Linked DNA regions of Homo sapiens: region 2 is linked to region 1. A link is an interaction called in ENCODE POLR2A ChIA-PET data of the cell type or tissue named here. Cell type or tissue: MCF 10A. All regions are shown on one strand.

Region 1 (5,000 bases):
CACCCTTTCTTACTGGAACACAGTTATTCATCAGGCATTAAATGCTTGCTCCTCTGCTATCCCAGCCACAAGCCCTGCTGTCTTCAAGACCAACTCAGGGCATGTCTTAGAAGCATGGATTCCTAGTGTCAAATGCTGTGGTGAGGTGGCTTAGATATGAGGAAGCACAGCTTGGAAATGTCGAGTCAGGAAGAGTTACAGAAAGCTGATCAGGAAGATGCGTGATAGTTACAGCCAATCACATAGGTTTTCACTTCTGTTGCCTAAGCTTTGATTGAAGATTGAACCATTTTGCAACTGGATGAATTGGAGATGAGACCATCTCATTGGGCCTCCATTGGGTGCATTAAAAGGCAGCCCCTGGTGCTCAGCACTCTACCATCTTTATTCAACTAAAACTCACAGTTAAAGAAGGAAATATGAGTAATGTTTGAGAAAATCCTAGCATAGTACATGTTTAAGTTGAATATTTTCTTCCCGATTATTTTTTAATAGCCAGTCAAAGGCTTTTTTGGTTCTGTTTACTCTTTTTAAATATGCTTATGCACCCGCTAGGCCATTTTAAAATTAATTTCATATAAAATACAGTAGATATACAGTTATTCTTGTAGGATACTATGGAGCCTGTAATCCTATTTTATTTATTTATTTATATTTTAATTTTTATTTTTTAGAGATGGAGTCTCATTATGTTGCCCAGGCTGGTCTCGAAGTCGTGGGCTCAAACAATCCCCCGGCCTGGGCCCCCCAAGTAGCTGGGACTACAAGTGTGCACCTGTACTCCTATTCTAAAGTTGCCATGTTTTGTAACTAAGTTCAGATAAGAAGAACATTTTCTATATATTTCTGGCTACTTTTTCTTCTTCCAAATGGTTTCGGATCAGAAATTTCACTGAAACACACTTGAGAAAAGAATGCTTAATATACATGGGCAGCTGATGTCAAATTCTACATTTGTAATATGTTCTAACCCTGTGATATTTTATGGCCTACATATATATCAATGTTATAAAATCATGTCAGTCCCCCTTTTCTTCTTACAGCATTAGTCTTTGTGGTACTGGAAATGGACTTGCCTTTTAAGACTATAACTGTTCCCTGCTTTCCTGTGGAACTGAGGTTTTCAAACGGAAAATCTGAGTCCAAACTCCCTGACTTTAGCATTGGGAAAACACTTGCTGAGAGGCAATTGTTTAGATTTTAGGAGTTGGTGAGGAAGTATGAAGGAAAAAAATAATCCTTTTTCCAGGTGAAGGACAGTTTAATTAAGGCCTTAACCTAGACATGTCCCTCTTATAGAAATCCCAAATGTTTCTCTCCCTAACACGGATTGAAGGGTGTGTATTCTTTAAGATCATGTCATTTGCTTCTTCTCTCAAATGTCACTGGGGAGTATGACTCAGTAGAATTTGTTCTTCTAAAGTAGGTAGCAGCCAACGATTTCTGTAAAGGACTAAATAGTAAGTATTTTAGTCTTTGTAGGCTATACAGTTGCTGTTTACAATGGCTTAATTCAGTGTTGCAATGTGAAAGCAGCCATATCCGATGTGTTAAAAAAAAAATGGGGTGTGTGTGGCTGTGTTCCAATAAAACTTTATTTAAAAAAACAAGCAGTGGGCTAAATTTGGCCTCTGGGTCATAGGTAGCTGATCCCTGTCCTAGATGATAATCACCAGAAAAGATAACCAGTTCATTCAAGTGATTGCCCAGTGAAATAATGTTCTCCAATTATCTTAGGAAGTTCTAGATTGAACTGTATGTTAAACAAAGATGCCTGACCCATTCAAAACCATAGTCTTAAGGGATGAGGTGCTGTGCATGGGACAGGGAGACCTGCTGGTGACTGTAGCTTGTCTGTCTATTCCTCGTAGTATGTTCACGGATCTCCATGTTTTCTTCAGGCACATCAGTGAGACTAAATGGTGTAAAGTCCTCCCTTCTTGTCTCCCTGGCTCCTCTTTTGGGAAACCCAGCCTGGTATTATAGTCTGAGTATTATTCATAGTCCCTCATTTGTCAATTTCCTGGTTGCTGCCCTTGCTAATCTTAATCCATTGCTTATAGGAGGGACTGGGTTCCCTCTTAACCTTTTACAGCCTCAAAACCCACACAAGAAGGCAAGTCACACTTTCCATTTGTCATGCCTACCCGTTTTCCCCTCCCCCTGCCCTTCTGGCTCTCATAGCATTTTCTCAACCTGGGAATAAATGGAAAGATGCCTAGCGATTTTCTTTTTTTTTGATTAAAGACTTCAAGTCAGGTTATTTAATTCATTTGCAGACTCAGGCAACATCTACTGAGCTAATAGCCACTAGCAGAACAAAAGGCAAGGTGGGGCTGGCAGGTGTTGGAAGCAGTCACCAAGATAATCTGAGGTTTGGCATGTCCTGTTTTGATAGTAAAAAGCTTTTAAGTACATTAAAAGATTTCCAAATGTCCAGAGGATGTGGGAAAGCTAATAAGCATGATGGTAGAGTCCTTGGTAAGTGTGCTGTGTATGTGGTGACTAATCAGAAGTATGGCTGCTATTTAGTTTTTGAGGGAGCTCAGGAGGAAGGACCTGGCACTCAGAGCTTCAGTTGATTTCATGAGTGTAAGGATCGGAGCCAGCACTCAACCTGTGTCCTCAGATGGGCAAAGGGAGAAAATCTCTTTTCCATTTTCTGAGTCATGATACTTAATCGCGACCAGCTATCTTCTTTGGGGTTTTTATTTCTTTGTTCCTTTCCCATTTGCATTGTTTCCTAGAGTTTCCATGAGCAGGAACTCAGTTTTCCACGGAGCTGACTCATCCAACCCTCTGCTGTCAGGTTTAAAACAAATATAATTAGAAAACCTACAGCTGGGCAACATAAAGGTTGTAAACTAAACTCCCTAAAGTCAGGGGAAACAGAGTGAGTCACTTATGTGTCTGGATGTAAAAATGCTTACATTTAGCTACTCAACTGGTCATTGAAAATAGACTACCAGGCAATCAAGGGAGTGAGCATGGGAGGTGAGACACGTGGGACTAAGTTCTACCTGTAAGAATTATCCATTTGGGGTAGGTTTGGTTGGTTCTATTTCCACTATAAGAACTGTGGCTCATGACCTGATATATCTTTCTAAGTAGAGGTGGCAGGTTCCACTGTGAGAGCTGGGCACTTATTGTAACAAAATTGAGCAATCTGGGGAGAATTGTTCTAGTGCAGAGAAAATGGCTTCCTGCTCAGGATTGTTTTGAAATGCATGGCCTCTTGAATCACATACCATGCTTGTTCCCCTAGCAAAGCATAAGACTTGTTATGTTTTTAGAGTTTACTTGTTCTGAGCTGTGAGGATAGAGACTCTTCTTTTCCCTTTTCAATCTTTAATCTCCGAGTTCAGTTTTCTCTGCACATAACTAGAGTTTGGCAGTCTACATTATTTTTCAGATGGATCAACTCTTCATCAGGAGAGACATAAATAAAGCTCGTGGCTTGGCAAATGGCTTTAACTGTTTTAGTCTAAACCAATTCTCCAACGTCAAGGGCGAGGGCTACCTTCCTTGCACGTTTACTGTTCAACAAAATTGGCTTCTCATTCCATCATCTTTTTCCTGAGAAATAAAAGTGCATACTGCTGGCCGGGCATGGTGGCACACGCCTGCAATCCCAGCACTTTGGGAGGCCGAGGCTGGCAGATCACGAGGTCAGGAGATCAAGACCATCCTGGGTAACACAGTGAAACCCTGTCTCTACTAAAAATATAAAAAATTAGCCAGGCATGGTGGCATGCACCTGTAATCCCAGCTACTCGGGAGGCTGAGGCAGGAGAATCACTTGAACCCGGGAGGCAGAGTTTGCAGTGAGCCAAGATCGCACCACTGCACTCCAGCCTGGGCAACAGAGCGAGACTCCATCTCAAAAAGAAAAAAGTACATACACCTATGAATTGTCTTATTATCTTACTACTATATTAGCCTAAAATGACCTTGTGGGGCCCAGGGCTATTTGTAAATCAGAGTTTGGGTTGTTTTTTGTCAATCTTTGTATTTTGCTGTAGATGAGACTTACGTAGCATAATTACACTTTTTTTTAAAATTTAATATAGTGGAAACCTAGAGATATCAAGATGGAAAGAGTGACAACTAAGAGATATCTTTAAAATGTTTGCATCACTAGATGTGTGCTTGATTTTGGAAAGGGTAGGAAAAGCCCAGCCTAGCTCTGATAGGGATACTTAATCCCTGTACCAAGCAGATCTATTCATTTGCTAATCTCATATATTGATTGTCAGTAAGACATTAATACCATGTTTTTTCTTTTTCTTTTCCAGCAACATCCATTTTTCACCCTACATGAATCCAAAGGAACAGATGTGGCATCTTTTGTAAAACTGATTCTTGGAGACTAAAAAGCAGTGGACTTAATCGGTTGACCCTACTGTGGATTGGTGGGTTTCGGGGTGAAGCAAGTTCACTACAGCATCAATAGAAAGTCATCTTTGAGATAATTTAACCCTGCCTCTCAGAGGGTTTTCTCTCCCAATTTTCTTTTTACTCCCCCTCTTAAGGGGGCCTTGGAATCTATAGTATAGAATGAACTGTCTAGATGGATGAATTATGATAAAGGCTTAGGACTTCAAAAGGTGATTAAATATTTAATGATGTGTCATATGAGTCCTCAAGCTTCTCAGACTTCTCTTATTCTTTACAAAATGAATGCATTGGCCCTGACAAAAAGGTGCTACGGTAGTGATGAAATTATAAGTAGATTTGTAGTTTGTCCCATTTATTATTTTAATATTTATGTTTAAGTGCTTGGTTGAAAAGATTCCATTTTATACAAGAAGGGAGATTCAAAAAAAAAATATAAGGTTGGGTTAGCAATATTTATAGGGCTTTTATTTTTTAAGTTCAATTGTGTCTGTGGTCCAGAAGAAATTATTTAATATGCATCTTTGAGAATATTATAAAAATATCAAAAAGGAGCTCTTCTTGTGAAATGTCTGTTCCAGCTGTTGTGACTGCTGCCATTTTTG
Region 2 (5,000 bases), 270 kb before region 1:
TACCCTAAAACTTAAAGTATAATAAAAATATATATATATATAAATAAAAAAATTAAAAAATAAATAAATAAAAATAAAAAATTTATATTGGAAAAAAAATGTTTCAGTTGAAACAAGAAAGAAAATGCAAATGTCCAGTAAATTTTATTATTGTGCAGTGGGTTATGGATTTCTATATTCCTTATACTTTTCTATAATTTATACATTACTACAATGAGTATATTTAACAAAAATTGAATATTATTTTAAAAATAGAGATATGTGTTACTTTTATAGTAAACAAATAACAAAATTTTTATTAGAATGTATTTATTTATTTTATTTATTTATTTATTTATTTATTTTTGAGATGGAGTTTTTGCTCTTGTTGCCCAGGCTGGAGTGCAATGGCATGATCTCGGCTCACTGCAATCTCCGCCTCTCGGGTTCAAGTGATTCTCCTGCCTCACCCTCCTGAGTAGCTGGGATTACAGGCATGCACCACCACGCCCTAATTTTTTTTCTATTTTTAGTAGAGACGGGGTTTCTCCATGTTGGTCAGGCTAGTCTCGAACTCCCAACCTCAGGTGATCCGCCCACCTCGGCCTCCCAAAGTGCTGGGATTACAGGCGTGGTCCACCACGCCTGGCCTACAATTTATTTTTTTAGAATTTATTAAAATAATGAGCTCATTATTCATCACAGTCTGTAAATTAATTTAGACAAATTTGTTTTTACTGAATTAAGATCATCCATGAAGAAGATCAGAATTTTTATTAGAGCAGTAAGATATAATCTCAGCAGAGTGAAAAAGTGGGAGGCTTTGAACAACCAAAGACTGTACAAGATCGCTATATGCCTGAAGGAAAACAAAAGGGAAAGGCGTAAAAAGAAAGTGAAAGAATACCAAAGAACCTCTGTATACTTAGCAATTTCTCCAAGGCCCTAATGATGACAATCACTTTCATCTATTTTTTTTCCATTAATAAGAATTTAGCACCTTGACTACTTAATACCTCTGTTAAAGGATAAAAGGGACGGGCATGTTAGTTTGCCAGTTAAGAACATAAAGATCACAGTCACTTCCCAAATCCACAATTTAAACAAGTTGAGTCAACCTGAGCAAGTCATATGAACAATCCCATCTTTGATTTCCTGATCTATAAGAAATCAGTAACAAAAAACTTACCTCACAATGTTGTGAGAATTAGAGAATATAATTTTTAAAGCATGTAGCAAGTCTCAAATAATAAATATTAATTATCACTTATTACAATAAGAAACTATAATAAATGTATTTATATTCCATTTACTTATTTCTGAAATAACAATTATACTAAGCCTTGCAATCAAGCAAATAGGTTATTTTTATATGACACTTCTTATTAGCAAATTATATATTTTTAACTGAGTCATTACCTTATGATTCTCTGCATTTTCCATGGCAAAGTAAGGTGGCATTGCAGTAACAATGATTCCAAGCAAAGCTGCTTGAAAATACAGCTCAATTTTAAAAACTATATCAGTAATTTCCTGAAAGACAACCACAGAGTAACAAATGGAACTGAGAATCATTTTATATCTTAAGATATATCTTAGGATATATCTTATATCAAAAAAAAATCAAAACCTCAGAAAGAATGTATTAGAATATCTAACCCAGGCATAGTCTACATGAAAGAATGAGTGGCAGATGTATTAACAGGTGGTTGTGGACAATATTACCAACTCTGCCACTTATTAATAACTATCTGATCCTAAGCAAATCATTTTACTTTCATTTTCCTGTCTACAACACAGAATAATCAGGCATATAAATTACGCTTCACAATTTCATAAAAATGAATGATGTATTTGAAAAGCAGTTAGTATGTCCACCATAGTGGTCCTATGAAATAATAATAAATATCTAAGAATGATATTTGTTGCTCTTGTCTTTTTAATTGGGAAAAGCTATATCCAAGCTCAGCTTCCTATGGAACTAGAACTTCTTCTCCCAAGCAGAAGAGGAATTAACTCCCACAGGCCCCAATGTCGTTAGCTTCCCCAGGGATCCAGGTGCAGTCAGCTAACTTTCCCAGACAATCAATAAACAGCTAGCACTTCAAATGCAGATTACCCAAGTCCAAGGATACTATATTATCAGCCACCCTCACCAAGGTCAGTTTCCTCCCCTTGTTCTATAAGAATACAGACCCGTGGGACAGAGAAGGTACTCTGCACTGGAATAGAATCCGCAGTGCCTAGCAGATACCCTCGCACTGGCACACCCCTCCATGGGATGACATAGAGACAGAGTACATCACTGTCTTGCTGAAACCTAGCCTTCTGAGTTTTCCTATTTAGCAATTAAGTCAATTCCAAAGTTCAGGTCATATGACATTGCAGAATTTGTCTGAAACTCTCGTAATATGACAGTGGAGGCTCAGAAAGAACCCACAAATATGTAGACTAGTAGTGCAAGAAGTGGAAATGAATGAGACTACAGTTGGATCCAATCATACAGAATCTAATGAAGAAACAAATTTGAAATATTAATACGACTATATATGAATAGTTAGCTTCAAAAACTCCCATGTATTTCTTTCGAAATATAGTATGATTATATGTCAGTGTTGTTGAAAATTGTAAGTTGTAAAATCTTGTGTAATAGTTATGGATACAGACATATGTAGTAACATCAAAAAAACACGTATGGGAATTACAAATTGTGAAATTGTGAATTGCGGTTACTCCTACGGAGGAGAGAAGGAAACAAGATTGGAGAGGGGTAACATGAGTTTTCACCTGTGTCTTAAAAGTTTTACTAAAAACAAATATTATGCAATATTAACATTTGAAATATTTGGATAGTAGGTGGTTCGTTTTCTGTACGTTTGAAATATTTCATAATATGAGATACCTCTCCACAGACACTGCTGCTGGAAATGGAAAATGATGCAACCATTTTGGAAAGCAGTTTGGCAGTTCTTCAAGTGTTAAACATAGAGTTACTAGATGATCTAGCAATTCCACTCCTAATTATATATCCAAGAGAAATAAAAACATATGCTCATACAAAATCTTCTACTCAAATATTCATAAGCATTACTCATAATAGCCAAAAGGTGGAAATAACCCAAATGCCATCAACTGATGAACAGATAAGTAGAATGCAGTATTTCACATAAACATTCCATACATTCCACACAATGAAATATGATTTGGTAGTAAAAATAAATGAAGCACTGATACGTGTTACAAAACAGATGAATCTTCAAAGCAGTATGCTAAGTACAAGAAAGCAGACAAAAAAGACTACATACTGTATGATTCCATTTATATAAAATGTCTAAAATAAGGAAATCCATAGAAACAGAAAGTACATTAGTGGTTGCCTAGGGTTGGGAGTGGGTATGAGAGGAAATGAGTGATTACTAATGAGTATAAGGGTTATTTTTTTTGGAGGGGGGTGATGGCATATTTAAAACTGACTGTAGTGATGACTGCACAACTCTATAAGCATAATAAAAGACACCGAAGTGTATACTTTGAATAATGGTCAGGTTGATTGGGCATTATATTTCAATGAAGCTGTTTTTAAAAGTATGAAAAGAAGAAGATAGAAAATATTGTTACAGATATTTGTCCATTTATTTTTTAGCATATGAAAATCAAAAGGATTAAGAGAAAATATGTTGGATACTTTTCTGTAATCTTGATTCTGATATGTACAATCCAACAGTTCTATCTAGAGGAAAAATGGTTGCCTGGGTGACTTCTCAAGTTTTTTTCAATACCCAATACCTGGATTTTAGGTAAAAAATATTCATTTAAAAATTATCTTATATTTTATTCTATGATCAATATAGAACACACTTATTCCTTATACAAATATTAATACCAAAACAGAATCTCCTTTACCCTGAAACATACTTCTACTGGGGAATCCTAAACCTTAATGTAAACCGTTTCTCACTTGAGTTTTAAGAAGTCTAAGAGATCTCACAAGATAAATTTCTACATATTTTGTTATTTTTGCTTAGTTTTTAATGGTTATTATATATATGACATGCATATGGAAATTTATCTGTATATACATTGGCTTACTTGAAAGAATGGGGTACTCCAGATCTGGATGGTTTCAGTCACATTTAAATGATAAAGATAGTAGTTACTAATGATATTCACTAATATAGGTAAAGAATAAACCATAGTACTGTTGAAAACAGCTGCAAAAACATAGTCCTACAATTAAAAAAAAGACACTTATTACATACTGTATATAAGCGGATATATTATTGATATGTACCAAGCTTTTCTCACCAACAAAGCTAATTCTCATACAGAAAAACTGCTTCAACAACTCACAGAAATAATACTCAATGACAGATAAAGACAATCTGGTTTGGAATGTACAGATATTTTAATATTTTAAACAAGCATATAATTTTTTAAAAAACTAAATTTCTGTAACTTTATATATTGGTCATCTGTGAAGTAATGAAATATATCATAAATAAAGACAGCTAGTTATTTCCAAAAGTAAAATCTAATTTCTAACTCATAAGGTCAAATCAACAAATAATTAATTTTAGAAGAAACGTTTTAATCTTGCATAACTCCCAAATGGATATTCATTCACTGCATTCATCTTACCTTTTCTGAATGCATCACATTTAAAGCCGCACTATGGGGAGCCACGGATACATAGTCACTGTCATTAATCATCGTCACCATTATGTTCTGGCTTGTGAAAAAGCTAATAAGATCACTGATATCTGAGTCTGGTGTTAGAAAATAAGCAAATAATAAAAAATGAGTCTAAACGAGGCTTTTAGTAACACTGGGAAGATAATTCTATTTTTAGAGAAATATTTTATTTTCATTAGCGAATACGCAAGTAAGTACATTGGCTCTGAAGCCAGTCAGCCTGGTTTTAAAGTTGAGTTGTAACATTAAACTATTCGTCCTTCAAGCAAGTTACCTAGATGTTCTGGACCTTAAGTTCCCTCTTTTGTAAAGTGGGTAAAATAAGTATA

Evidence for each region. Peaks named below come from ENCODE experiments on the same cell type or tissue, not always from the same donor. Only the 100,000 strongest peaks of a DNase experiment are listed, where the experiment ranks them.
Region 2: POLR2A ChIA-PET joins it to region 1 with 5 read pairs; 2 of 35 experiments call an interaction of 5 or more read pairs at or near these places.

The regions. Positions count from the first base shown.
Region 1 is chr17:69,537,381-69,542,380 of GRCh38, forward strand. It overlaps MAP2K6 (mitogen-activated protein kinase kinase 6), which reads left to right. Exons shown (of 12, transcript NM_002758.4): 12 at 4,296-5,000. The coding sequence ends at 4,373. Among named protein-coding and RNA genes, the nearest start is that of LINC01483, 54 kb to the right of the region's middle. In MCF 10A, no CTCF peak of the experiment used is centred here; a DNase peak (open chromatin) is centred at 2,851.
Region 2 is chr17:69,266,545-69,271,544 of GRCh38, forward strand. ABCA5 (ATP binding cassette subfamily A member 5) reads right to left here. Exons shown (of 39, transcript NM_172232.4): 21 at 4,618-4,745; 22 at 4,069-4,206; 23 at 1,399-1,512. Among named protein-coding and RNA genes, the nearest start is that of PRO1804, 34 kb to the left of the region's middle. In MCF 10A, no CTCF peak of the experiment used is centred here; a DNase peak (open chromatin) is centred at 2,817.